Regions from separate parts of the Homo sapiens genome. Here region 1 is linked to region 2. A link is an interaction called in ENCODE POLR2A ChIA-PET data of the cell type or tissue named here. Cell type or tissue: GM12878. All regions are shown on one strand.

Evidence for each region. ChIA-PET counts read pairs that join two places held together with the same protein. Peaks named below come from ENCODE experiments on the same cell type or tissue, not always from the same donor. Only the 100,000 strongest peaks of a DNase experiment are listed, where the experiment ranks them.
Region 1: POLR2A ChIA-PET joins it to region 2 with 5 read pairs; 3 of 35 experiments call an interaction of 5 or more read pairs at or near these places.

What each region holds. Positions count from the first base shown.
Region 1 is chr17:45,625,989-45,628,488 of GRCh38, forward strand. All of the region lies in intron 2 of LINC02210-CRHR1 (LINC02210-CRHR1 readthrough), which reads left to right. The region is part of intron 2 of LINC02210 (long intergenic non-protein coding RNA 2210); the gene reads left to right. Among named protein-coding and RNA genes, the nearest start is that of LINC02210-CRHR1, 6.9 kb to the left of the region's middle. In GM12878, no CTCF peak of the experiment used is centred here; no DNase peak of the experiment used is centred here.
Region 2 is chr17:45,306,238-45,308,737 of GRCh38, forward strand. The region is part of intron 1 of MAP3K14 (mitogen-activated protein kinase kinase kinase 14); the gene reads right to left. Among named protein-coding and RNA genes, the nearest start is that of MAP3K14, 9.5 kb to the right of the region's middle. RefSeq lists an enhancer at 1,475-1,614. In GM12878, a CTCF peak has its summit at 1,643; a DNase peak (open chromatin) is centred at 1,294; H3K4me3 peaks cover 1,218 bases; H3K27ac peaks cover 2,440 bases.

The DNA.
Region 1 (2,500 bases), 320 kb after region 2:
CTGTAAAGGACATAGGGCAGTGTTTGGCTCAGTGGACTACTACTTATCGTAATTACTAATTTTTTTTTTTTTTGAGATGGAGTCTTGCTGTGTCGCCCAGGCTGGAGTTCAGTGGCACGATCTCGGCTCACTGCAACCTGCGTCTCCTGAGTTCAAGCAATTCTCCTGCCTCAGCCTCTCAAGTAGCTGGGATTACAGGCACATGCCAGCATGCCCGGCTTGTTTTTCTATTTTTAGTAGAGACGGGGTTTCACTATGTTGGCCAGGCTGGTCTCAAACTCCTGGCCTCAAGTGATCCACCCGCCGTGGCCTCCCAAAGTGCTGGGATTACAGGCGTGAGCCACCACGCTAGCTCTTATTGTAATTACTGTTAATAATAGCTCCTCATAGCCTAGTGGTGAGAGAGAGGGCTCTGGCTATGTGATATTGGGTAAGCTCATTAACCTCTTAGAACCTCGGCATCCACACCGTAAAAAGGGTGTAATGATAGTACCTAGATCCTAGAGTGGACTTTATAAGGATTAAATGAGTTTATTCACGCAGAGTGTTTAGAACAGTACCTGGTAGGTACTTAGTAAACCTGAGCTGCGAATTTTCTTATGACATCTGTTTGCTAAGGCTGCTGCCACAGAGTGACATATGCTGAGTGGCTTAAATAACAGAAATTTATTGTCTCCCTGTTCTGGAGGCTAGAAATCTAAGGGCAGAGGCATGCTTTCTCTGAAGCTACTGGGACAGGATCTGTTTCAAGCCTCTCTTCTAGCTTCTGGTGGCAGCATAACTCCAGTCCTTATGTAGAGTTCTCCCTGTGTATATTTCTTTTGTTTTTTTAGACAAAGTCTTGCTCTGTTGCCCAGGCTGGAGTGCAGTGGCATAATATTGGTTCACTGCAACCTCTGCCTCTCAGGTTCAGGTGATTCTCCTTCCTTAGCCTCCTAAGTAGCTGGGATTACAGTCACGTGTCACCATGCCCAGGTAATTTTTTGTATTTTTTGTAGAAACAGGGTTTCACCATGTTGCCCAGGCCGGTCTTGAACTCCTGACCTCAGGTGATCTGCCTGCCTTGGCCTCCCAAAGTGCTGGGATTACAGGCATGAGCCACAGCACCCAGCCTAAATTTTGTATTTTTTGTAGAGGCAGGGCTGCACCTTGTTGCCCAGGCTGGTCTCAAACTCCTGACCTTAAGTGATCTGCCCACCTCAGCCTCCCAAAGTGCTGGGATTACAGGCGTGAGCCACTGCGCCCAGCCTCCCTGTGTGTATTTCTTTGTGTCCACAATTTCCCCTTTTTTATAAGGACAAGTCATAATGGGATTAGAGTCCTCCCTGATGACCTCATTTTAACTTTATGACCTCTTTGGAGATCTTATCTCTTTCTTTTTTTTCAGAGTCTCTCTTTGTTGCCCAGGCTGGAGTACAGTGGGGTGATCTCAGCTCACTGCAACCTCCTCCTCCTAGGTTCAAGTGATTCTTCTGCCTTAGCCTTCCAAGTAGCTGGAGTTACAGGTGCTCGCCACCATGCCTAGCTAATTTTTACATTTTTGGTAGAGATGGGGTTTCTCCACATTGGCCAGGCTGGTCTCGAACTCCTGACCTCAAGTGGTCCACCCACCTCGGCCTCTTAAAGTGCTGAGATTGCAGGCGTGAGCCACCGCACCTGGTCTGAAGATCCCATCTCTAAGATCACATTCTGAGGTACTGAATGTTAGGAGTACTACATATCTCTTTTTTTTTTTTTTTTGAGACAGGGTCTCCCTTTGTCATTCAGGCTGGAGTGCAGTGGCACTTGGATCACTGCAACCTCCAGCCCCCCATCCTCCCGTATACTCTAAATCAGTGGTCCCCAACCTTTTTGGCACCAGGGACTAGTTTCGTGAAATATAATTTTTCCACAGAGCCGGGGGCCGGAGAGGGGGATCAGGGATAGTTTTGGGATGATTCAGCACATTGCATTTACTGTGCACTTTATTTCTATTATTATTACGTTATAATATATAATGAAGTAATTATACAAACTCACTGTAATGTAGAATCAGTGGGAGCCTGAGCTTGTTTTGCTGCAACTAGATGGTTCCATCTGGGGGTGATGGGAGACAGTGACAGATCATCAGGCATTAGATTCTCATAGGAGCACGCAGTGTAGATCCCTCACGTGCAGTTCACAATAGGGTTCACCCTCCTATGAGAATCTAATGCTGCAGCTGATCTGACAGGAGGTGGAGCTCAGTTGGTAATGTGAGCCATGGGAATGGGACGCGGCTGTAAATACCGATGAGGCTTCTCTCACTCACCTGCTGCTCACCTCCTGCTGTGCAGCCCCATTCCTAACAGGCCCAGTTCTTAAGAGTACTGGTCTGTGCCCCAAGGGTTGGGGACCCCTGCTTTAAATCACCTCTAGATTAGTTATAATGCTGAATACAACATAAATGCTGTATAAATAGTTGTGAAACGCTATTGTTCATGGAATAATGACAAGAAAAAAGTCTGTACATGTTCAGCAC
Region 2 (2,500 bases):
GAAGTGGCAGCGGCAGGATTTGCACAAGAGACTTTTATGTCAAAGCCCATACTCTTAACCATGACACTCTTCCTACTCCCAAATGATCTAAGCTTTAAAAATTGGGACCGAGATGCAGAAGCTGTCACAAGTCAAAGGTTAGTGAGAAATTCAGGGACTGGCCTGGGAGGAAGCACCTTAATTAGGAAGCATGAACTACAGCCAGCCTATGTTCTGGAAAAAGCAACTTTAAAATGACAACAGGGAAGAAAGACTCCAAGCTGGACTTGTGGTGGGCCTGTGTTCCTCAGCCCACCCAGGCCTGACATAGCCAGGCCCATTCCAAGGAGAAATTCTATGACAAATGCAAATTTGCCATTCACTTTACAAAGCCTGGCTGCAGGCTTCTTGAACCTATTTACCATTCTTTTTATAACAAAGACTCGAGCATCATTTGCTATCTTCATAAATTTCATCAGTACTTTTGCCCCCAGGCCCTGATACAGGGCATTTTATAAGCTTTAAAAGAGAAGTATTACAATGGTATTTTCAATTCAACCTTCAAATCCTTTGCACAAGGAGAGCCAACAGCAAATAGAAAAGACGCCACAGGGGGCATCATGGATCCACAAAGACCCAATATGCAGGAGAACATGTCGGGCAAGGTAGTATTGAGATAAAAACCTGTCACACGTGTACTTAATTTTATACAATAAGCAACAAGGAATGTTTAATGTATATTGTATAAAAAATTTTTCAGGCCGGGAGTGGTGGCTCACACCTGTAATCCTAGCACATTGGGAGGCCCAGGCGGGCGGACTGCCTGAGGTTGTGAGATCGAGACCAGCCTGGCCAACATGGCAAAACGCTGCCTCCACTAGAAATACAAAAATTAGCTGGGTGTGGTGGTGGGTGCCTGTAATCCCAGCTACTCGGGAGGCTGAGGCACAAGAATCGCTTGAACCCGGGAGGTGGAGGTTGCAGTGAGCCGAGATTGTGCCACTGCACTCCAACCTAGGCAACAGAGTGAGACTCTGTCTCAAAAAATTAAAAAAAAAAATTAATTAATTAATTAATTAAAAAAATTTCAAGTGTCATCGAAATCAGCAACTTAGGGTATTTTGTGTAACTGAATATTCTGATTAAGTGGGGGCTGCCCTGTATGCCACTTAACATGACCAATTTCCAAAGATTAGATGGCCATAATTGCCCTTGACACTAAAATCATGTGAAACACAGCCAGTTTCTTTGATGACTCAAAACGTACTTTGTGATCTTGCCAAGCTTTGAGATCATCGTTACAAGCAGCATTTTGGTTGTGAAAAACAACTCTCCTTATTTAACCTTTTGGGGTGGATTCTGAGCAAGAAGTTCCCTAGGCTACGGTCAATCTCGCTGAAATACAACCACCCACCGCTCCTTTCTGGGTTTAGAAATCTGGTTTTCAGAGGTGGGAGTGGCTTCAAGCAGCGTCTACCTGTGTTCAGAAAAGATGAAGAAAGACAGGCTCAGGCTCCCTGTATAGGAGAATTCAAGTTCATTGTAGTCACTGGTGACTGGTTCTGAAATTGAGGAACTAGTTTGAGGAACTTCAGAATAAACAAGAAACCCAAAGAACTCAGCTTCCACAGAAGGCTTCCAATGCATGGAAGGAGGCACAGGTCCAGCTCCGCCCTGTGGCGGGGCAACCTTGACCCTGGCCTCATTTCAGATGCTGCCCCACATGCTCTTTGACAAGCTGGACCAAGTAACCAGCTTGAGGACATGAGTGGCAGAGGGGTCCCTTTATAATGAGGGGTCATATTCTTGTCCTCCCTTGGGAAGGTAAAAAAGGGCTTGGGACATGGGGCATGATGAGGAATATTCTCAGAGGATCTCACACGATTCTTTGGTAAAAGAGGGTAAATCATGAAACAGCCCACGGCTCTCTCGTCCTCCCCGAGGCCAGCAGGGCTTAGCGGGAGGAGTTTGGATTCAAGTCTTGTACTTTCACTCAACAGCAAATATTTAATCAGTGGCTACCATGTTTCAGGCACCGTGCTGGCCAGCAGGAATATGAGGATGACCAAGAGCCTTCTCTGTTGAAACCCTTGAAAGGCCTTCTTGGAATGCTGAACCCAGTTACCTAGAAGCACTGCCTTGATCTACCTGCCTACAACTCTCTAGTGGCACCAAGCCTATGGGATGTGCCAGTGTGGTCACTGCCCTCCCAATTCTCACTTGGAGGGGTGGGAGGTGGTCAGTTATGTGTTTATTAGCTGGCTACTCACTGTCTGATTCTACTTTGAACTATATTTTCTTTTTTGAGAAGAGGACTTGTTCTGTCACCCAGGCTGGAATGCAGTGGTACAACCATAGCTTACTACAGCCTCGAACTCCTGAGCTCAAGTGATCATCCCACCTCAGCCTCTGAAGTAGCTGGACTACAGGTAAGCACCACCATGCCCAGCTAATCTTTTTTTTTTTTTTTTGACAGAGTCTTGCTCTGTCGCCCAGGCTGGGGTGCAGTGGTGCGATCATG